Regions from separate parts of the Homo sapiens genome. Here regions 1 and 2 are each linked to region 3. Evidence: read pairs that join two places in POLR2A ChIA-PET (ENCODE). Cell type or tissue: Panc1. All regions are shown on one strand.

What was found. Peaks named below come from ENCODE experiments on the same cell type or tissue, not always from the same donor. Only the 100,000 strongest peaks of a DNase experiment are listed, where the experiment ranks them.
Region 1: POLR2A ChIA-PET joins it to region 3 with 15 read pairs; 3 of 35 experiments call an interaction of 5 or more read pairs at or near these places.
Region 2: POLR2A ChIA-PET joins it to region 3 with 16 read pairs; 2 of 35 experiments call an interaction of 5 or more read pairs at or near these places.

What each region holds. Positions count from the first base shown.
Region 1 is chr2:235,379,212-235,387,211 of GRCh38, forward strand. LOC105373941 (a long non-coding RNA gene) reads right to left here and starts at 1,850. Exons shown (of 3, transcript XR_924010.2): 1 at 1,820-1,850; 2 at 862-1,026; 3 at 1-40. In Panc1, no CTCF peak of the experiment used is centred here; no DNase peak of the experiment used is centred here; H3K27me3 peaks cover 387 bases.
Region 2 is chr2:235,260,011-235,268,010 of GRCh38, forward strand. No RefSeq gene overlaps it. Among named protein-coding and RNA genes, the nearest start is that of AGAP1, 230 kb to the right of the region's middle. RefSeq lists enhancers at 3,615-3,909, 3,635-3,929. In Panc1, no CTCF peak of the experiment used is centred here; a DNase peak (open chromatin) is centred at 3,781; H3K4me3 peaks cover 695 bases; H3K27ac peaks cover 627 bases.
Region 3 is chr2:235,439,282-235,447,281 of GRCh38, forward strand. No RefSeq gene overlaps it. Among named protein-coding and RNA genes, the nearest start is that of AGAP1, 51 kb to the right of the region's middle. In Panc1, no CTCF peak of the experiment used is centred here; no DNase peak of the experiment used is centred here.

The DNA of each region.
Region 1 (8,000 bases), 60 kb before region 3:
CAAACCTCCCTTCATGGACAATAAGCCACTTGGTCACCAGCTGTAGGAATGGGTTAAGAGGAACAGAGGATTTTACATTTAACTTCATATAAATTTGTAAAGTTTTAATTTTTTAATGGTGATCACTGATTATTTTATAATAAAATAGTCTTTTTAAAAGTATAAACAGTTTATCACTTACAAATTCTATCTAATCTGTAACCTAGAGGAGTGGATAATGAATTACTCATCAAAAAGTATTATAAACACCTATAAAACATGCTCAGTCTCAACAATTATTAGTGAAACCCAAAAAGCAAAACAACAGCAAGGCATCATTTTCATCAATCAGATTGACAAAAATTAGGTAAACTGGCCGGGCAGTGGCTCATGTTTGTAATACCAGCACTTTGGGAGGCTGAGGCGGGCAGATCACAAGGTCAGGAGTTCAAGACCAGCCTGGCCAGCACAGTGAAACCCCCTCTCTACTAAAAGAAAAAACAAAAATTAGCTGGGCATAGTGGCGGGCACCTGTAATCCCAGCTGCTCTGGAGACTAAAGCAGGAGAATCACTTGAACCCAGGAGGCGGAGGTTGCAGTGAGCCGAGATAGAGCCACTGCACTCCAGCCTGGGTGACAGAGCTAGACGCCCTCTCAAAAAAAAAAAAAAAAAATAGATAAATTGTACATAGCATCAGCAAAAGTGGAGGGGGAAGGATGCCCTTCTCATAGACTGCTGGTGGGAAAATAAATTCTGTTAGTCATTTTGCAGAGTGTTTCTGTAATATCTATGATAATTTAAAATGTGCATGCTCTATAGTGTAGCCATTTAACTTTTAGTTCTATATGCTAGAGAAACTCTATGCACAAAGTGATATGTACGGAGATGTTTAATGTAGCATTATCTGCAGCGGAGGAAACCAGGTGCCAATGTCCATCGGTGTAGGAATGCATGAATAAAATAAGTGTAGGTCTCCAAGGTTCAACTGTTCGAAGAGATGCATTAGATCCACACATGGCTCTATGCATAGACTCAAGAGCCAAAGACTGAGTGAGAAAGACAAGATACAGAATGATAAGAAAAAGTTTATGCCATGTGTGTGAGAAATTTTGAAAACACGAAAACAATACTAGATACTGTGTACATGTGGATATATGTATTTAAATTATTTTCAAATGGAACAAAGGGACATGTGCCAAGCTTTGGAGAGTAGGTGGCTTTGGCAAGATGAGAAGAAAATGGAATTGAAGTAGGGGTGGTAGATCTGATAAGTACAAGGACATAAGCTATATCTGTAATATTTTAATTTTTTATTTAAAAAAGGAAGCCAATAAGTCAAAATACTATCAGTTGTTAATTCTAGATGGTGCAAAAAATGAATGCATATTTCTAAAATTTCTAATTTTTTCAAAATAAATATGAAGATTTAAAGATATGCTAAAGAACTATCTCACAATATTATTACACCATCCAGAGGGGATCCTGACAACATAGAATAAAATTCCTGCACCCCGACAAAAACGGAGATCAATATCTCGACAGCAATTTCATTCTAAGGCACAAAATGTGGCTGGAATATTGAAGAGTCTAGACAGAGCAGCCCACAGACATGCATGTGGGTCAAACCCAGCCAGAAACACAGCCCACATGTGGGATGGGTTCATTCAATAATTTTACACCTGCCAATGTGTTTTGGGGAGAAATCATGGCAGCCTCTCAGATGCATGACTTTTGGTCCCAACTTCCTCTTTGAATTAGTGACTAATGAATGGGAGGAGGAGTGACAAAGTCTTCTTTGTCATGTAAAAGTGAATCTACTTGCGGGGGACAGTGGCTCACGCTTGTAATCCTAGCACTTTGGGAGGCCGAGGTGGGTGGATCACGAGGTCAGGAGTTCGAGACCAGCCTGGCCAGCATGGCGAAACTCCATCTCTACTCAGGAGGCTGAGGCAGAAGAATCTCTTGAACCCAGGAGGCAGAGGTTGCAGTGAGTGAGTAGAGATCGCGCCGCTGCACTCCAGCCTGGGCGACAGAGTGAGACTCCATCCCAAAAAAAAAAAAAATGGTGAATCTACTTATTTCAAAATGGGAAGGTCAAAATCAGAAAACTCTTCTAATCCCTGCAGCACATCAAAGCTCCAGGTATACTCAGCATATACTAAACAGTACTCAAGTTGCATTCATTAGAATCACCCGGGGAAAACTTATTAAACATGCAAATTCCTGAGCACCACAGTCAGCCATTCTGATTCAAGAAGAGTGAGATGGGGCTTTGCATTCTGTGTCTTTAGCAAACTTCCCCCAGATGATTCAGCTTTATGTACCCTGTGCAACGTGATCTGAAAAAGAATAAAACAGATTATTAATTAGACAATCTCCACTTCCCACTCAACAACAGCTTTGGTTATGTGCAACCAAAAGCTGTTTGTATAGGGGGTGGTTGGTTTGTTGGTTGTTGGAGGGGAGGGGTGTGAGTGGGTTGCCTGGTTAATTGGTTGGTGGGAGGGTGGGTTGGTTAGTTGGTTGGTGGGTATGGGGGAGTAGGTTGGCTGGTTAGTTAGTTGGTTAGTGGGTGGGTGGATAGGTTGGTTGGTTGGTTGGTTGGTGTGTTGTTTGGTTGCCTAGAATGTTTGTTTTCTCAAAACTCTAACTGGAATTTCTGTCCATTCTCTCCCATTTGGCTTCTGCTCTCCATATTAGAAATATGGCATCTTCATTGGACATCTTCCCATTTCATCCTTGTCTTTCACATCAGAATAAGGCCTTAACACATGAAGGAGGAGCCCCCTGCAGTCAGCTCTTTTCTTCAAATCTAGCTGTTCTAGAAACCTGTCCTGAGTTATTTTAGGACCAAACACTAAGCCTAGTGTCTGGCTTTTGGTTGATTTTCCTCATAACTTGCCAGAGGGAGAATGAGCGTAATTGTAGTAGAAAGAACACTTCTTAGACAAAGTTAGTGTGGTAGTTAATTTTATGTATCAACTTCATCAACTACAGAGTGCCCAGACATTTGGTCAGACATTATTCCGGGTGTGTCTTTGAAGATGTTTCTGGATGAGATCAGCATTTGAATCAGTCCAGTGAGTGAAGCAGACGGCCTGCCCTAATGCGGGTGGGCCTCATCCAATCAGTTGACAGCCAGAATAGAACAAAAAGGCTGACTCTCCCTCGAGTAAGGGAAGACTTCCACCTGCCTGACTGCCTTTGAGCTGGGGCATTGTTTGTTTGATTTTTTTCTGCCTTTGGACTCAAACTGCAACGTCAGCTCTTTTTGGGTCTCGAGCCTGCTAGCTTTTGGACTGGAACTACACTCTTGGCTCTCCCAGGTCTCCAGCTTGCCAACTACAGATCTAGGAACTTGTCAGGCCTCATAACCACATGAGCCAATACCTTTAAAAAATTATATACATATATATATATGAATCCTATTGTTCTGTTCCTCTGAAGAACCTTGACTTACACAAGCAGCAATAGGAAACAAACACGCTCCTTTCACAGAAGAGAGATCTACAATCTAGAGAAGCAAAGGGAACTTGACAGAGCTCACACAGTTTGTGTTAGGACAGGATTCAAGACCAGATGCCCTCCTGCAGAGCCTGGACTCCCGCCTCAGACCTCTTCACCATGTCATGCTGCTCCCACTTCCTTGCCTGCCGTGGCTCATGACCAATGTAAGATGATCATTGAAGATGATTGACTAAAGATGACAGCAGGCCCAGTAAGAGAATATCAGTTTCTTTAATGGCAAAGGGTACCCCACATCTGGAGATGCCTGATGTGCTCCAGATGCAGAGCAGCTCCTGACACCTGGCAGATTTCTCGCTCCTGGCGGGAGAGGTCAGCCACCTGCAGGCTCAGTGTGTGCTGCTCTGAGCTTCTAGAAAGCACATGCTGGGCCATCTCCTGCCTTAGGTAGACACCTGGTCCCCATGCCCTCCTCTATTGAGTGTCTCTGGTGTTCTTCTGTCAGTCAATCATAGTGCCAGTGACCATCATACACTCACCTGTTAGAAAAGAAAAGGGCCCAAATGATAATGAAGGGCTGGAATTTCTTCTACCACATGGATCTCTGCAGGACCAGTCATGTTAAAGACCACAATAAAGGCTAGCACTCCAGGGTCACTGTACTAAGACCCTCGTCCTGCCCAGTGCCAAGAGAAGTCAGTGAGAATTAAACTCTAAGAAGCCCCCTGAATTGGAGGAAATGCTAGCATTTGTCCTCTGAAGCTGCCAGCTGCATGAGTGCACAGCTGCTGGTTGAATTCCGTGGCTGAGGTTGGATGCCTGCCTGACCTGGCCTCGCCAATGCTGGGTATACAGCAGAGGGGATAGTCTCAAATCAGGCCATCAGAAGAGTGGTGGGCAATCTCAAAGAGAAGGCACAGCTGGGAAGAAAATTTTCCATCTGCCCTGAGTAGAGGGAGGAGAAATAGGTCAGGCCAGACAATGTAGGGGCTGTCCGCGGACGGTGATCTGAAAATGAATCACTTCTGTGTTGAGCAGAGGCTAGGTCAAATTTTCCAGAAAGGGCAGAATTCCCAGTTGGGTAAACTATTGGGACATAGAAAAGACACATCGTTGGCACAGGGGAAGAATCACTGAACTTGGAGATGAAAGATCTGCCAATTCCTGTGCGCTGGGTGGGTACCTTACCTAAACCATCTGAGTTTCAATGTCTTCAACTGCAAAGTGGGCCCATGAGATGAAATAAGAAAATCTGTTTTGCAAAGTTTTTTTTTTATTTTTTATTTTTATTTTGTTTTATTTTATTTTTTGAGACGGAGTCTGGCTCTGTCACCCAGGCTGGAGTGCAGTGGCGCGATCTCGGCTCACTGCAAGCTCCGCCTCCCGGGTTCACGCCATTCTCCTGCCTCAGCCTCCTGAGTAGCTGGGACTACAGGCACCCGCCACTGCCGCCGGCTAACTTTTTATATTTTTAGTAGAGACGGGGTTTCACCGTGGTCTCGATCTCCTGACTTCGTGATCTGCCCACCTCGGCCTCCCAAAGTGCTGGGATTACAGGCTTGAGCCACCGCGCCTGGCTGCAAACTATTCTTAAGATTGTATCCATTGATATTAATAAGGGCTAATTGTCTGGCCCATAGTACAGTTTTGGGGCAGTGTCTATTGAAGAATTCCTAACTTATCTTGCAAGGACTATTATGCACTTAGTGAAATTTAATCCCATAGCCATCCCATAAGTGGCCATTGGGAGCTCCTTTTACAGTTAAGAAGACAGTCTCTAGAGCTTCCAGAACTCGTTCATGTACATTCCAGTCCCTGCCAGGGGACAGTCAGCGTGTGATGGAGCGCTGGGCCTGTGCTTATCCAACCCCGGCTCCCCAGCTCCTTCTTCGCCTGCTGTTTTCCATCTCAGCCTCCTCTTCATGGAGGGGTGAAAGGAAACCAGCCCCTGCCCCGCTGATCCCCATTCACAGAGGCCGTTTTTGTGGCCAGCCTGGGCTCGACATGACCAGCGTGGCAATGTGGACCTCTCTCCGCCGGCGCTGCCCATGTCCAGGCCCCCGCGAGCGCCTCCCCTGCTTCCCCGGCATTGTCCGAGGCCTGGCGGAAGAGAGGCTTCCCAGTGCTTCCCGCGGCCTGGGAATGTACAGTGAAGTCACCAGCCTGCGAAAGAAAAGGCCTCTGTCTCCCGGGTGACGGGGCTCTATTCGGGGATGCGCATTATGCAGCCCTGGTCCTCACAAAGAAAGTCGCGACTGTTCGGGGCACGTCATCTGGCCTGGCAGCTCTGAGAGGGGACATTTCATTTCCGCTCTGCATGTTCCCTCCTGCCCCCTGAATGGCTCTGGGCTGTGTGGCCACACAGTGACCCACTGCCTTTCTGCCAGGATGGTGCGAGCCACCCAGAGAGAAAAGTCCTGATTAGCACTTTCCCACGCGTGCCTCAGCCTGGCCAGGCATCCGCCGCAGGCAGAGGCGTTCCTGTGGCTCTGGGGTCCACAGTGGCTCTTGCTCCAGGCCTGGACGACAAGCTCTTACAGGCAGTAAGAGACATTGCCCTGTCTTGGTTCTTGGGGATGAGACCACAGGAGCTGCGAGCCCTGAGTGGGGGTCTGGCTGTAATGAAGGCCAGCAAGGCAGATGGTCAGGGCCAATGCCACGTCCACCCAGCAAAGCCAGAACAGGGACCAGGCTAGCGGCTGGGTTAGTGCAGAGCAGACAGCCGATCCTAGAGGGGCAAGATGAGACAGCACAGATCAGACCAAGGCCAAGTCCAGCAGCAGTGAGCAAGGGGTGGACATGTCCAAAACAGGGAAGTCAAAGTCGGTCTTGATCAGCTTCTCAAATGGACTAAGGGCCACCTATGTCAGAATCACAAAGTGAGACTGTTAAAAATACACAATTTAGGTTCCTACCCCAGACCAACAGAAAAAGAAGCTGCAAAGCTCTGGCCTGGGAATGGGCATTGTAAAAAAAAAGAGTTCTAGAGGGGCCACTTGAGCTCATTAAAACATATGTATGCCTAGTGTTCCATTATTGGAACACTGAGCATATGGGAGTTATTTATTCCCTACTGCTCAAGGTCATTGCCAAGGTCTGATTGCAAAAACTCAAAAAATAGCAACCTCAGGCACAAATGGGTTAAACTAGAAAGAGGTGTGTGAAGAAAAGCTCATAGGTTGCTTTCTCTAGACAGTGGGAAGACTAGAACCGTATAAAGTATTTTTTAATCTCCCTTCTCTCATCTTATTATTTATTTTGCCTCTTTTCACTCCTTTTTAACCACCCCATCCTAGGCAACCAGGCCAATGGATAATATGCATCTTGTTATTTAGATGTAACCTTAGAAAGTGCCTGTTTCTTGGTGTGTACCTGTATGACTTCCACAAATAAGGTTGCCTTGCCTAGCTGCTTCTTAATTTTTTCTTTTTTTTTTCTTTTTTTTTATTTTTTTGAGACAGAGTTTCGCTCTTGTTGCCCAGGCTAGAATGCAATGGTGCAATCTCAGCTCACTGCAACCTCTGTCTCCCAGGTTATGCCAGGCTAATTTTTGTATTTTTAGTACAGATGGGGTTTCACCATGTTGGTCAGGCTGGTCTTGAACTCCTAACCTCAGGTGATCTGCCCTGCTCGGCCTCCTAAAGAGCTGGGATTACAGGCGTGAGCCACCGTGCCCAGCCTGCTGCTTAATTTTTTCATACTGCACAAAGGTGCATTCATGTGGCTAAGTGCACCCCTCCTCCATCGATTGGAAGGACTATACAGATCCCTGTGGTGTCTGCCACATTCTATCTCATCACCCCCCAAGTGATGGGTGCCCAGTTGTCTTCATACCCCACCACATACAGATAAACACACTGAGCTATGCCCTCATCGACACAGAGAAGATTGGTGGTGGTATGCGTGTGCATATAAATTCCACAGAATCCCACGGAATTCCAAGGGCATGCTTACCTGAACTCTTCCAGATTGATCTCTCAAGGAATGTACCAGTCTACCCTCCTAACATCAGAGCATGGGGGTCCCCGTAGGCCACAGCCCTGCCAACATGAGCACTATCCAGCTGCTATTCTTCCAATTTTTGCCAGTCTAATAAAGTGAAGTCTCATTATAGTTTTAATTTGCATTTCTTTCTGTAGGGGAGTTGAAGTATCTCTTCACATGATTGTTATTCTTTGAGTTTTTTTCTTCTGTAAATTGCCTGTTCGTATCCTTGTCTTGTTGGTTTGCAGTATTTCCTTACATATTCTAAGTATTCTTTCCTTTTCAATTACAGACAAATGCCTTTTCCCACTTTGATATATTTTTATTAATTTTATGGTGTACTTTTTAACGACTTGAGAAACAAATCACATACTGTACAGTTCACCCCATTAAAGTGCACAGTTCAATGGTTTTCAGTATATTCGCGGAGTTGTGCAACCAGCACCATCATCAATTTTGATAACATTTGCATCATCTCCCAAATAAGCCACATACCCATTAACAGTCACTTCCCAGCACCCTGTGCTATAAAATAACTAATCTACTTTTTGCCTTAATAGATTTGTCCATT
Region 2 (8,000 bases), 180 kb before region 3:
ATGCCTGGTTTGAAAGCAGCTCAGTCTGAGGCAGGGCCCTTCCTTGAGCCCCCACACTGAAGGTCTTGAGTCTTAAAACGTCAACATAAGCACTTTCCAAATGCTTGCCATCCTAAGGCTAATGTATGAGAAAAACCAAGATTTGCTTTGGAAAAAAAGGTTGATGAATTGAACGAGATGCTAATTCTAGATAAAACCTGCAGCTATCTTTAATGACGGCAGATGTGAAATCTCAGAGAATAAGCCCAACAAAAGCCAAAATGAAGATCCTTTGACAGTCTGTGTATCTATGTAAGAAATTACAAATATATCTACTAAATTGCTAAATAAGGCTAAGGCTACACAGCACACTTTAAGATCCAAGCACGTATTTAATTTCAGATCCGTGAGTTTTCTATTCATCCATATTTTAATCTTTTAGAACTCCTGAGAAAACGAAGTAAACATGTTCTTTTAAAAATAAATTCTGGGCCGGGCGCGATGGCTCACGCCTGTAATCCCAGCACTTTGGGAGGCCGAGGCGGGCGGATCACGAGGTCAGGAGATCGAGACCATCCTGGCTAACACAGTGAAACCCCATCTCCACTAAAAATACAAAAAATTAGCCGGGCATGGTGGCAGGCGCCTGTAGTCCCAGCTCCTTGGGAGGCTGAGGCAGGAGAATGGCATGAACCCGGGAGGCGGAGCTTGCAGTGAGCCGAGATCGTGCCACTGCACTCCAGCCTGGGTGACAGAGCGAGACTCTGTCTCAAATAAATAAATAAATTCTGAAGTTTGAAAATAAAAGCAGATCATTTTCTTTGGGTAAAGAACGACAGTTTCTAAGATATTGAAATTTAAACTTTGGAATCATAGTTTTAAAGAGCAGAGAATCAAACAAAATATGAGTGAAAGAAAAGTGCTTTGAAATGTAAATTATATTCCAATATTAATTTGCTAGTATCACTCACTTATTTACTTGTCAGAATAACTTTTCCAAGGAGGAGACTTTCATGTCGGATTGTGACTTACAACAATGTCCAGTTTGATGTATTGGTGGAATCAATATGACAGAATCAGCAAAGGTAAAGTCCATGATTTAATCATGCCACAGCTTGGTGAGTAAATTCACTCACCTGTGACATGCATAATTTACAACTGCAAGTTTAATAACTGTAGTTCTCCGCATCAAGCACTTTAACAACAATTTCTAACAGCAAGCAATTTCTATGATATTCCTACACAGCCTGGAGTTTACTAACCAGCTCTCCTTTGAAAATAAGTATTCATGCAAACACCAAAATCCTGCGGGAAATTTCCCCACCCCTTTTGTTAAACAGACTCAGAAACTTTGATGGCAACACAGAGAACACGTACATATTTAATTTAAATGTTATAGTTTATATTTATAAATATTCTCTCACCTCTCTTATTTTCCTAAACCAGGGGATGTTGTTAACCAAAGGCTTCACATTCTCGAAAGCATTTGTGAATGTCCTGAGGTGCTTCTCTTTGAGTTGTGTTGAAACTTACGGCCTAGGTTTATACAACTTCTAGACGAAGGCTCAATTACGATATTCGAGGCAGGTAAGTCTTATCCCCTATACAATCTTATGATGCTGGTGTCCAAGCCATTGGAATAGCTTGGTGTGATGAGCCTGACCTGCCTGAGAGCCATTGAATCTACGACTGTGCCTCATAGACATTCACTTCCCTGGTTGCTCAACTGCTGTCTCCCCTTCCTTCCCCTCAATCTTCTCACATCTTGCTTTGTTTTGTCTTCCTTATCTCTACCCCACATTATATATGGCAGTATGCGAAAGCAGTGGACTCCAAACTCTCAGAGTCCTGGCTTAGTCAATGACTCTCTGGGTGGCCTCGAGGACCTTTTGTTTGGGTCTCATTATTTGCTGTAGCTCCGGTCTATAAAGTCACTGTGAACACTGAACTCGTGCATACTGAACCATTGCTCCTAAGGAAAACACAAAGTTAGGTTCCTGTGAGCCTCTGGTTACAACACTTTCCTCAATACACAACCTTGTTTTGTGTGTGTTTCCGTGTAAAGACACCTCACTTAGTATAGATTATTGATTCATTAACGTTGAACTCACAGCCAGCAGAGTTACAATGAATGCCTGAGCAGGGTTTACCTAACACATGTGTTTTTTTCCCAAGACATGTAACAGCCTTCTTGTGCTATGAATATGGAAAGTTCTTCAGCACTACCCTTGGGGGCCATTTTAAAGAGCAAAATCACCAACTAAAAGGACGAAAATGTTAAAAACAGGGCACTCGATAGACTGAAAAGGACACTTGTTTCCCGTAGGAGAGCTGAAACAAGAAGACAGTGTTGCCTTAGCTGACCTTAGTTGGAAAATGTGCACGGGAAGATTCAAATTGATCACTGCCCTGTCCATGTCTACTGGTGATCACAAGAGTGCCGAGTGTTCACTTTAGGATCACACATAAATGTTAGCAAGTAAGGCCGACTCACAAATACAGAATTGGCAAATAATGAGGATCTACAGCTATATTTTGTTTCTCCTCTTTGGCCTCAGCCTTCTTATTTGCAAAATATATTAGAAGAGGAGAGACCAGGGTCCCCTAAACCATGTTCCAGGGACCCTGGAGATGCGCTCCCAGGAGCTGGGACACCCACTCCTTCCTTTCTTCGCATGGCAGCCCCTCCTTCTGTTGCAGAGCTGCTTTCTCCCACTTGAGGTGTGTGTTGCTGCTGAACATGGATCTGCTGCACACGTCACCAGCCAGAGGTGGGCATTTGATCAACTGGAGCCAATCTGTGAATCTTGTCTCCCTCTCCCACCTTGACACTAGCCCAAGGGGGCAGAAACGGCTGCAGAGGAGCCAAGAGGGACCCTGGGAAGGAAAGCCACTGTTGTTTTGTCTGGATGGTAGTGCAAGGACACTGTGAGCCTCGCACTGCTGTCTCCTGCCTGGGAATGACGCCATCATGGAGGAAAACAGAGCCAAGACATGGGGTGAGGGAGGAGAAGAGAGGAAGCAATGCAGGTTCATAATAGGGTCAGTTAACTCTTCAGTCTACTCAATGAATACCTTTAAAAGAATATGCGGGGCTGGGTGCAGTGGCTCAAAGCTGTAATCCCAGCACTTTGGGAGGCCAAGGTGGGAAGATTGCTTGAGCCCGGGAGTTAGAGACCAGTTTGAACAACATGGTGAAACCCTGTCTCTACAAAAATTACAAAAATTAGCTGGGCATGTGTGCCTAGAGTCCTAGCTACTCGGGAGGCTGGGGTGGGAGGATCCCCTGAGCCCGGGAGGTCAACGATACAGAGAGCTATGATTGCGCCACTGCACTCCAGCCCGGGCAACAGAACAAGACATTGTCTCAAAAAAAAAAAAAAAAAAAAAAAAAAGAATATTCCATTACTTTGAGATGGATTTCTACCACGTGGGGAAAGCAAAACACCCTATTTGCTCACAAAGGCTGGACAAGTTGGAACCCATGTAGATGATCTTTATGATTTCTCTTTATATTTTTACATTTCGCCTTTTTTCTCCCCATAGTCCTCCTCTCCTTTACCCGCTAACATGGGATTGCAATTGATTGTTCTTTACTTTTTAAACAGCCACACACAGCATCTATTTACCCAAGTGATTAAAAAAGAAAAACAATTCCATGGCTCTGCAGTGCAGTCAGGGAGGGCTCAGGAAAGGAGCAGGCGCCGCGTGGTGGGACAGCGTGATTCCAGCGCCTCGGCATGTCTCAAGGAACAGACGACTGTTGTTCGCCCTGGCTCGCTCTGACTCATCCTTCCTGTAACTCTCGCTCTTTTGATTCCCGCGTGGCATCCTCTGGGCTGTCTTTCTGATACAGAAGCCGCCGGATCTGGCACAGAGCTCAGCAGCTACTGTTCCCATAGACTCCCCTGGAGCTGTCATAAGACATGATTTATCGAGTGGAGAGCCGTCCCTCTCAAATCACTCCAGCATTTCTAAGCCAAAGACTTTTCCCCATCCACCAGGGCTGTGTGACATCATCTTTTTGACCTTCGGACCCGGAAGATCTGTGCTCATCCTCAGAAGATAGGCGTACTGGGTCTAACATTTACTTTCTCCTTTCTATTCTCTGACCTGCTTTTCACCAACGTAGAACAGGGGCTACCATCTGCTGAGCCTGTACTGTGTGTGTGTGGCAAGTTAGATATGTCAATTCAGTAAATTATCACGAACCACATAAAATGTAGGTATGTTTTTCAAGGTTTATAGATTAAGGTACTGAAACTCAGAGAGGTCAGGTGACTTGCCCAGGGTCACACAGCTAAAGATGACAGAGCTAGAATTGGAACCCAGTCCTGTCTGACTCCAAAGCACACAGGTTATCACTACTCCACAGGTGCCCTCTGCTGTGGACCACAGGGAGAACAATTGCTCCTTTGCTTTGAAGAAAGAGGAAGGAAAATTATTGTAGGTTTGCAAAGAGTTCATCTACATTTTTCCCCTCAAAGAGGGAGATTCCTTAACCCAAATCGTCCTCACTGTCACCCTGGCTCAGCTACTTGGCTTCCAGAGACACCAAAGTTAAGTGTGCACATTCTCAAATAGGTCTCCTGTTTTTATTTTGTGCAGCAGGCAGGGAGGGGAACTCTTGGCAAGGAGCCCTTCTTTGACAGTAGCCTGGGCAGAGAGAAGATCAAGGAGGGACGCGTGGGTATTAGAGTGGCAGGAACAAAGTCCACACCTGTGCCGCCCAACACAGCAGCCACTCACCCCGTAGGGCCGCTGGGCACTGGGAAGGGGGCACGTTCAAGCCAAGCTGTGTTGCCAGGGTAACGCACCCACCAGGTTCCAGAGATTGTGTATGAAAAAGAGAATGTAAAATATCTCCTCGATAAATTCTTTATATTGATTTTATGTTGAAATGATATGTTGAATATATCAAGCTAAATAAAAATAGCATTAAAATTAATTCCACCTGCACAGCAGGAGGTGCGTGGCGGGTCATCGAGCATGACCACCTGAGCTCCGCCTCCTGTCAGATCAGCAGCGCCATTAGTTTCTCACAGGAGCGCGAACCCTGTTGTGAACAGCACATATGAGGGATCTAGGTTGCATGCTCCTTAGGGGAATCTAAATAATGCCTGATGATCTGAGGTGGAACAGTTTCATCCCAAAACCATCCTTGTCCCCCTACCATCCATGGAAAAACTGTCTTCCATGAAACCGGTCTCTGGTTTCATGTAACCCTCTTACAGGATTACAAGCTGTGGGAAGGGAAAAATTCAGAAGAAAGAACCCTCAGGATAGAATAGTGTGCTTTTTATGAAATCCTTAACTATCCAGATGGGTACTAAATTTATAATACTCGTAACGCTGCTGTGATGAAGAATCTGTAGCAAGCTAGAAGGAAATATATGATTAACGTCAGAACCTAATTAAGGCTGTAAAATAATTGAATCAATGGCGTGGCCTGGAAGCCTGTGCTGGTATTCTCCAGCAGCCCCTGCAGGTCCAGCCTCCCTGTCTTCACCCTGAGTCTGCTTCAGCAGACAGCGTGGGCTTGGCCAGCTGGAGGCCCTGGCAGGAGATCAAAGGGCAGGAAGGGAGAGGGGCCAGCATGTCAACTCGCTTGGCCCTGCGTTGCTGGGCCAGGGGTTGGTATGGCTGCCTCCCCTCCCCATCCACTGTCAGATGGCCACTCCTAGAGCCACAGCTGGCTCTCCAAACCAATTCCTTCCATTCAGCCCAGGGAGCTTCATCACACCTTGCTGCCTTCCCTGAATCAGGCCCACTGTTCTCTCATTACTGATCTCAAAAAGTTGAGCGAGCCAGCCAGTCCCAGCCTATCCCCAGCATCACCCGCAGTGGACCCGAAGCCTAAGGTGAAAGTACACATTTTGCTGGTGAGGTAAGTTCAACCATGTCCCAAACAAACCAGAGAAAAAGCAAAGGCAAACCAAGAGCCCAGCAAGCATGGACTTCGGAGCAACCAGAGAGAGCCCCGTGCAGAGCCCAGGAGGGTGAGTGTGGGAAGAAGAAGGGCGGGTGCTTCTCGGCCTAGCACACCTGGGTCTCAGCTGCACCAGCTCTGGCCATCTGTGGGACCGTTTGCATGTGACCCACCTGCCCAGGCCTCATTTTCCTCATTTGTAGGATGGACAATGTCACCTGACACTGTTGGGAGAAGTGGCCCACGCATACCTGGCCCAGAGCAGAGAGATTGCTGAGGTCCACTTTACGGCTCATTGATGCCAATGGGCAGATAAGATAACCCTGGGGAACATTAGCCCTAGTGCTCCTTGGAGCCCAATCCTAGGAGTCAGGAGAAGCAGGTGGGAACATCAGCCCTGGCGCTCCTTGGTGCCCAATCCTAGGAGTCAGAAGAAGCAGGTGGGACCTGCTCCCTCCACCTCAGCTGGCCTCCCTCCCCACCCGGCACTAGAGCAGGGGCGAGCCATTGGGTATCCTCCCTTGCGCTCCCCAACCATCTCCTGGGGTGAGCTCAGGGAGCCTGCAGCTACTGGGACAGGGGCCCACTGGCACCTTGCTGGCCCCTACTGCCAGGCAGGGTACCATCAGCCAGCTCGCTCCTCCCAGGGAACTGCCTCTTCTCCAGCAGCCTGGAGTCCCCCACTTCCCAGCCCCATCGTCCTCATCCCAAGCCTGATCCCATTGTGTCCTGTGACTCCTTGTCCCTTGTTGGGCACCTGCATCTGTCCTCCCTCCTCAGCCTCCCATGCCCTCTGCATCCTGCACTCCTGCTGAACGAATGACCCAGGCCTCCACTTCCCATCAGAACATCCTCTGCAACACGTCCCTTACCGGCAGGCGTCACTCCCTGAGCTCACCATTTCCCTGCAGCCATGCTACGTGGCTGCTGCTTAATGTCTCAGAGGCCCCTTCTCTGAGACAGGGTTGAGACCTGGGGTTTGCACCCCCTCTGCCTTGACGCATCCAGCCCAGTATTCCTCCCACTTGCTCATGGCCAGATGAGGAAGGGAAGTGGCACCACTGGGCATTTGATTGAAAGCAGCAAAGACTCCATGACTCCCTTCCCACACTGCTGCCATTGGCTTGGTGGACTTTGACTGCAACCCTGCCAACAACCCCCGTTCTCCTGGCTTCCCTGAGCCTCTCACCTCTGATGACCTTCCCCACCTCATCTTTCACTCTCAACAGATGACCTCAACTCCTACTTTACAGAGAAGACAGAAACTAGGAGCTGGGACCTCCTTCACCTTCCTACTGCAAACCCACAGACCCCCCTGCATCTCCCCTCTGCTGCTTCCCCTTCCTTCCTTGTCACAGTGGAGGAGGCATCTGTGCTCTGGGATTGGCCTTCCCACCAGCCCTCCACCTTCCTGAGCTCACGCACCCAGTCTCCTCTCTCCTGTGTCTCCAGCCTTTCTCACTGCACTCTTTGCTCCATTGCTTTCATCAGCCTATTCTGCTCAAATTTCTCTGATCTTGAAACAAAGTTGGCCGTGGACCCAGTTCCTGCTCCAGCCCCAGCTATATTTCCTGTGTCTTCCCTTCCAACCTCTCCTGCCACAGCCAAGGCCTCTCCCCTCCATGAACTCTCCTCTCATAGTCCCCCAAATTCACCAAGTTTTCCAGCTCACGCCTTTCACATTTGCTCTTCCCTCTGCCTGAAATGCCCTCCCTGCTCCTCCTGTAGCTAGTGCCCTCCTTGACCTGTTCTCCCATGAATGCCTCCACCTCCTCCCAGCCCAGGCCAGGGTTCCCTGTGTCTCTCATCAAAACAGCATGGAGCCTGAATGTTCTGCTCTGCTGGACCCAAGTCCCCCAGCCTCCCAGGCCTCATCTGTCCCTTTAATATCCCAAGTGGCTCAAGCCTAGCCCATCCCATAGGAAGCTGTGGAGGGTCACCTGACTGTAGGGTATTGCCGGAGGCCCTCGCATGTCCTAAGCCCTCCAGGCTGCTCTCTGCTGTGGTCTCACTGCTGGGCATCACCTGAGATTCAGACACCTTCTCCCACCAGCCTGCCTCCAGCCCCCTGAAGCAACAGGAGGCTCAGAGC
Region 3 (8,000 bases):
CGCTTGTTTGCAGAGCTGTTTCACTTCCGGCACACAGCACACTGCTGGCACTGCCACCCCACTTCTTCCTGGAGGGGTTTGAAATATCAAAGTCTGCCACCTCTACTGCTGCTGAGAAAGGGAGGCTTGGCTGAGTTGTTCCATCAACAGCTTTAATCAAAATAGCACAGTCAAGTTACATAAGCATATATATGCAGAGAGAGTTTGTGGAAAATGTAAACCAAAATGCTTGCTGTGTTTTGGTGGTAAGTCTGAAGCCCTTTGGCAGTAACGGTTCATCATAAGCAAAGATGTGCAGGAGAGGTACACGGTGGCAGCCCCCGTGGCTGCAGAGGGGCCACCTGGAAGTAGGAAACCCAGCCTGAATCCAAGTCATGAGACATTAGCCATCAGGCTAAGAAATTTGGTTCTGCAATTTTTCTATCTCCTCTATATACCCTTTCCTCATTTTTGACAATGTTCATTGCTTTTTGTATTTAGGGAGAAAAGAAAATAAGGTTTAAAAAATTGGGAAGCTCAAACTTCTCTTTTCTACAATCACAAAATAATATTTTAAGGATACTCTTGTATATTCAGTTGCATTATTTACATTGTCAGTTGCATAGTAAGCAATGGAAATTGACCTAGTGATGGAAGGCAAAAGAAATGCATTATTCCTGGTATTTAATGGGTTTCTCTTATGCATCCTTGCCTTGGTGTCTGTGCCCATTTGTGGGGAATAACTAAAGTGAGTCGGCTGGTCTGTCGTGTTTTCAATGGCATAGAAAAGACATAAACCACCAGCCCATGTGCATCTAACCTCTACCAAAGAATGGAACTTTCCCTGCAAAGCAGGTGGTAGGAGGAGCCCTGGGACTGTCCCACGGAGATTGGGGGATGCCTGAAGAAAGGAACGCTGTGCTCATCCCCACTTGGGCGGTGGCTGGAGAAGCCGACTTACTGTTCCCCAGTCTATCTGAGCAGAGGAAAGGACAGTTGGTGCCGGCTGATGAAAAGCCAGAGAGGGGCACCGCTAGCAGCAGCAATCTTCCCCAGTTTCTCGCAGCAGGGACACCTGAGCTTCCTGAGAATCGGGGACTATTCAGCACCTTGGGCCCTCGCCACGGGAGGCTGGGAGGTGGATGGCATGGCTGGGCAGCCCCCGATGGGGAAGAGGGCGAGCAGGAGTCTGAGGACTGGGTAATGAGGGGATGCAGCCAAACCTATGGGGTTTGGACACACACAGGGCACCCACACAGCTACCAAGCCCAGGGAGGACACACACAGCAGAGCCAGGTAAGCGGAGACCTGGGCCCTTCCTCCATCCCTCCTCCCAGACACCAAAATGCTGGAAGAAAAAGGGAGACCCGGGAGACGGGGAGGAGGCAAGAAGGGGACGTTCCCATTGCAGGCCCCTCAGGAAGATGCCTGGTGGGTGCTGGGGCCATCAGGAAAGACAGGAGCTGGATATGAGACTGCAGGGTCAAACGGGACTGCACCGAGCTTTTCAATACCTGAAAGGCTGGGACGCTGCAGGACCCTCCCAAGAAGCTGTTGATGGACAAGAAAGGGTGAATCAATGCAGTAATACAGGGGCTACAGAGCAAATCAAATCACGATTTACCCTCAATAATATCAGACGTCTTCATGTATAGCGTAGCTAACAACAGTAGAACCGCAATTCCTCCCAGCCCACATGCTGTCATTCATTTACCTGCTGTAAACACAGTTACATCGGTACTACTTTACTGATTGATTGATTGATTGATTGATTGATTCAGACAGAGTCTCACTCTGTCACCGGGGCTGGAGTGCAGTGGCGTGATCTTGGCTCACTGCAACCTCCGCCTCCCAGGTTCAAGCAATTCTCCTGTCTTAGGCTCCTGAGTAGCAGGGATTACAGGCACCGGCCACCATGCCTGGCTATTTTTTGTATTTTTAGTAGAGACGGGGTTTCACCATGTTAGTCAGGCTGGTCTCAAACTCCTGACCTCAGGTGATCCGCCTGCCTCAGCCTCCCAAAGTGCTGGGATTACAGGCATGAACCACCGTGCCCGACTCATCGCTGCTACTTTTGCTGTAGACAATTATCTTCTAGTGATTAAAAATAAGAAAAAGACGTGCATTTTCTTTGTACTTTCATTCTTACTATTTTTAGCACTCTATTTCCTGTGTCGATCCATAATCTCTTCCTAATCCTTCTGCCTGAAGAATTTCCTTTAACATTTCTTTTGGTACAAGTCTGCTTGCAATGAATTCTCTCAGGTTTTGCTTTACTGAGCAAAAAAAATAATGCGCTATCTTCTTCATTTCTGAAAGGTATTTTCCTAGGTACAGAGCTCAGAGTTGACAGGTTTAGGGTTTTTTTCTTTCACTTTAAAAATATAACTTCAGGCCGGGCATGGTGGCTCAAGTGGATCACTTGAAGTCAGGAGTTTGAGACCAGCCTGGTCAACATGGTGAAACCCCATCTCTACTAAAAATACAAAAAATAGCTGGGTGTGGTGGTGGGTGCCTGCAATCCCACCAGCTACATGGGAGGCTGAGGCAAGACAATCACTTGAACCCAGGAGGCAAAGGTTGCAGTGAGCCAAGATCGCACCACTGCACTCCACCCTGGGTGACAGAGTGAAACTCTGTCTCAAAAAAAAAAAAAAACACTTCATTATCTTCTAGCTTTCTTTTTTTTGTTGTATATTTGTTTGTTTGAGATGGAGTCTCTCTCTGTCACGAGGCTGGAGTGCAGTGGCACGATCTTGGCTCACTGCAACCTCCGCCTCCTGGGTTCAAGCGATTCTCCTGCCTCAGCCTCCCCAAGTAGCTAGGACTACAGGTGCCTGCCACTATACCTGGCTAATTTTTTTTTTTTTTTTTTTTGTATTTTAGTAGAGATGGGGTTTCACTGTGTCAGCCAGGATTGTCTCGATCTTCTGACCTCGTGATCCGCCTGCCTCGGCCTCCCAAAGTGCTGGGATTACAGGCATGAGCCACCGCGCCCAGCCTATCTTCTAGCTTTCTTATCTTCTGGAGAGAAGTCTGCCATAATTCTTTTTTTTTTTTTTTTTTTTGAAATGTGTTCTCCCCTCCCTCCATGGCTGCCTTCACTATTTTCTTTTTATTCTGTGGGTTTTCCGCAGTTTGAATATGGTGAGTCTAGGTGTGGCTTTTTGTTTTGTTTATCATTTATCTCACTTGGTATTCTCTGAGCTTCTTGGCTATGTAGATTAAGGTCTTTGATGCTTTTTAGAAAGTTCTTCACTGTTATCTCTTTAAATATTTCTTATGTCTGTTCTCTCCTCTCTTCTCTTTATGCGATTTCAATTGCACACATATTAGACCACATGCTGTTACCATCCTACAGCTCTTGGCTGTTCTCTTCTTTTTTTTTTTTTTTTTTTTTTTTTTTTTTTTAGACGGAGTTTCACTCTTGTTGCCTAGGCTGGAGTGCAAAGTGCAATGGCGCGATCTCGGCTCACTGCAACCTCCGCCTCCTGGGTTCAAGTCATTCTCCTGCCTCAGCCTCCCAAGTAGCTGGGATTACAGGCACATGCCACCACACCCGGATAATTTTTGTATTTTTAGTAGAGATGGGGTTTTGCCATGTTGGCCAGGCTGGTCTCAACCTCTGGACCTCAGGTGATCTGCCCGCCTCAGCCTCCCAAAGTGCTGGGATTACAGGCGTGAACCACCGCGCCCAGCCTGGCTGTTCTCTTCTGTCTGATTTCTTTTTTCTCTGTGTTTCAGTTTGGGTGAATTTTTATTAACCTATCTCCAGGTTTACTGGGGTTTTTTTCTCAGCTATGTGAAACTGTCTGATGAACCTGTCAATGGCATTCCTCATCTCTGTTGCCATGGGTTCTTTTTTTTCCCCCTAAAATTTCCCTTTGATTGTCTCTAATAGTTTCCATCTCTGTACTGAAATACCACATCTGTTCACCTACATACACACTGTTTCCATTTGAACTTTCAAATATTAATCGTAGTTCTTTTAAATTTCCTCTCTGATAACTCCAACTTCTGGGGTCATTTCTAAATCTGGCTTTACTGATTGCTTAGTCTCTTAACAGTAAGCTGATTTGTTTTGACTTTGTTATGTGTTTTGTGGTTTGGAGTTGAAAACTGACCTTCCTACATAGGCCAACAAGGGCTGAGGTACATCTTATTGTATTGTGCCTTGAGACAGGCATACCTTTTCTCCTTCCAGACCTTTGGCTTGAGACGCTGGGTCAGTCTAGGCAGGAGTTGAACTGGGTTTGAGTCTTGTTGCTATGATTATCCTCAGTGCACCATCAGCTTCAAATTCCTCTGGAATTACCTCCTGCTAGGGCACAGGCTGGGTGGCCAGAGAGTTTCTCTGAAGGCCGGTGCTGCATCTCAGTGTTGGGTTGTTCCTGTGACGCATGTCACAGAAGATGCCTCTCCCCTCCTTCTTGTCCCTCCCCTGGTGGAAATGTCAGAGGTATTGGAACCAGAGGAACTCCATCTTGAATAGGAGCTGGGTAAAAGGAGGCCGAGACCTACTGGGCTGCATTCCCAGAGGATTAAGGCATTCTAAATCACAGGATGAGATAGGAGGTCAGCACAAGATACAGGCCATAAAGACCTTGCTGATAAAACAGGTTGCAGTAAAGAAGCCGGCCAAAACCCACGTAAACCAAGATGGTGACAAGAGTGACCTCTGGTCATCCTCACTGCCACACTCCCACCCGTGCCATGACAGTTTACAAATGCCATGGCAACCACAGGAAGTTACCCTATATGGTCTACAAAGGGGAAACACAAATAATCCACCCCTTGTTTAGCATATAATTGTTAGAAATGCAAAATGCTTGTTCCCCAGTGCCATAAAGAAATAGCACTCGAACATAAATTTAATTTTCTCACAAGGCAACTTTTGCTTTCTGCAGAAAGGGTGCTCCTCCTGGTTGGAACAATGGCGAGAGCACACCTGGGGAGGGGCAGAAGGTCTTATTCCTGAGGCAGATAGCCCCTACTGCTGTGTCGTTCCCCTGTTGGCTAGGGTTGGACTGCACAGTCTAAGCTAATTCTGATTGGCTATTTTAAAGAGGGCAAGGGTGTGAGCCAGAGTGGCGGGGTGAGTAGTTTGGCGGGAAGGACAGTTAGGAACAGGTAACTAAAAGTGTCTTAGGTCAGAGCAGGTGACCAGTGGTGACTCAGTCAAAGCAGGTGACCGGGATGAGTCAGGACAGAGCAGGTGACCAGGGGAACAGATGTGAACTACTGATTAAGACTGACAGGGAAGTTGTTTACTGAAACAAGAAGCGAGGGACTGAAGAGAACCAGGAAGTTAAACTTTAAAATGGAGAATCAAAGAATAAGATAGCTGAACATACTGACATACTGATTCTTTGAAGAGAAACTTGGGTTTCACTATCTTTAAGATAATCAAGAAATTACCAACAAAATTGGCAACCAGCAGACCTTGGAGTAGCTCTTCTTTTATTCCTTTATTTTCCTAATACACTTGCTTTCACTTTACGGACTTGCCCTGCCTGAATTCTTTCTTGTGTGAGATCCAAGAACCCTCTCTTGGGGTCTGGATCGGGACCCCTGCCCTGTAACAGAGATGCTGTTCTTTCTAACCCTGAGTGTCAGCCTGGGGATGCAAAAAGGTTGCTCTCTGTTGCCTTGCTTCATCCTCAGTCTTAGGCAGACCCTGCGCCCCTGGGTCTGGGTCTGGAGGTGGGTGGGGGTCTCTGGGTTCCTGCCTTTTCTCCCGCCTCCTGCCTGAGAAGACTGTCTGTGTCCTGGGCCCAGATGGTACCCTGTCACTCTCTCAGGAGTGGAAGGCTTTTTTCCCTCTTTCCTCCAGACAAAATGGGTCTTCATCAGCTTTAAACCTCGGTTTCTACTAATTAAAGTAACAGGGACAGCAGGATTTGCTCCTCCTCCACCACCCCACCCCTGCCCCCCAGCAGCTTAAGGCTCTCGTTTCCCAAGTGAGAAGTTCCCTGGGGGCCTCTGGGCCTTTCCCTTAGTGGCAGCTGCTCCTCCCACCCCACCCCCATTTTTCTTGTGAGCAATTGGTGAGGTTAAAGAGAAGAGCCAGGAGTGGGTGCAAAGTCTCCCTGTGGCTGCAGTCCCTGGGAGCCGATGCTCTCAGGAGAGCCCTCACTTGGCTTTCGTCAATCAGTTAAAAGTCCTGGCTGGAATCTTCTCACCTGCTGTGTGTTCCTCTGCACCCCCTACCCCACCCGCCACCTGTTTCCTCCATGCTCTGATTCGTCTAAGCTGCTGCTCAGGCCCAAGCCATGCCTCTTTCCTCAGCTTTCAGGCTGACTGCCCGTTGACCTCAGTGCTGTGATGGGATTGCAAAGGCCACGGTTTTGTAGATGTGCTTGTTGTTGGGGTATGAGCCCTGCCGTTTCCACCTTCCTACATCCTAAGTGGAACCTGGAAGTCCTCCCACCTTTTTCTGGAAGAAAAAGAATAGAGAGTTGATTGAAATGATTTAATGTAATCCATTTCGGTGAGTGCTCCCTGAGTTTATTTTATTTATTTATTTATTTATTTTTTGAGATGGAGTTTCACTCTTGTCCTCCAGGCTGGAGTGCAGTGGCGCGATCTCAGCTCACTGCAACCTCCGCCTCCCAGGTTGAAGCAATTCTTCTGCCTCAGCCTCCTGAGTAGCTGGGATTACAGGTGCACGCCACCATGCCCGGCTAATTTTTGTACTTTTAGTGGAGATGGGATTTCACCATATTGGCCAGGCTGGTCTCAAACTCCTGACCTCAGGTGATCCACCCGCCTCAGCCTCCCAAAGGGCTGAGATTACAGGCGTGAGCCACCATGCCCAGCCCCTGAGTTTATTTCGTTTGGTTTGTTTTTAATGAATGGGACAAGATCTGGGGGTTGCATCGTTTGTTTCATATGATGCCTTTACACAGCTGAACTTAGGTGCAGTGTTTTAGCATTGACAGAAGGCTTGCCTTGAATACATTATTGAATTGATCCTCCCAGCAACCTGAGACCCATATGCTTCCTGCAGGCACACGCCTGTGAGTGGTGGCACTAAATCCTTAGCCCAGCACTCTGAGCCAAGCCCGAGATGACTTTCTCTATGGCATGTTCATCCTCACAGCAATCATATGAGCTCTACGAGTTGCATGCTGTTTTTCTTGCACATTATTTTAATTAAAAGAAACAAGTTTAAAGCAGTTAGGACACTTGCTCAGAGCAGAACTCACTCTTCAATCAATAATGATGTATAGCATACCCCTTGCCAAGCATCGTATTAGGCTCAGAATTAATATTCACCGAGGTCTAGCTTTAAGTCGGGCATAGGCTAGACTCCTTCATTGTCAGCCCTTTTAATTCTCAAAACAGTCCCATGAGCTAGAAACCATGACATCCATTTAAAATGTAATTTTAAAAAATTCCTAAAGTAATACATATTCATGGTACTTTTTAAAAATCAAGCTGTATAGAAGTATATAAAGTGAAAAATAAGGTTTCTCTCCTTTATCCCAATTCTATGTTCCATAGGTAACCACAAGTAGGTTATTTGTCCTATATGGGTTTCTTCTTCTTCTTCTTCTTCTTCTTTATTATTATTACTTTTTTTAAGATGGAGTCTTACTCTGTCACCCAGGCTGGAGTGCAGTGGCGCAATCTCAGCTCACTCAAACCGCCGCTTCCTGGGTTCAAGCAATTCTCCTGCTTCAACCTCCCAAGTAGCTGGGACTACAGGCATGCACTACCACGCCCGGATAATTTTTTGGTATTTTTAGTAAAGATGGGGTTTCGCCACATTGGCCTGGCTGGTCTCAAACTCCTGGCCTCAAGTGATCGGCCCGCCTCAGCCTCCCAAAGTGCTGGGATTACAGGCATGAGCCACCACGCCTGGCCCTATATGGGTTTCTTAAATGTTCTTCCAGATAATGTCTACCTATACAGAAGCAGACCCATACATAAACACATTTATAATATACTTAAGTGGGCTGATACTATTTTGTCACTTATTTTTTCACCTAGTAGTATATATCTTGGACATCTTTCCT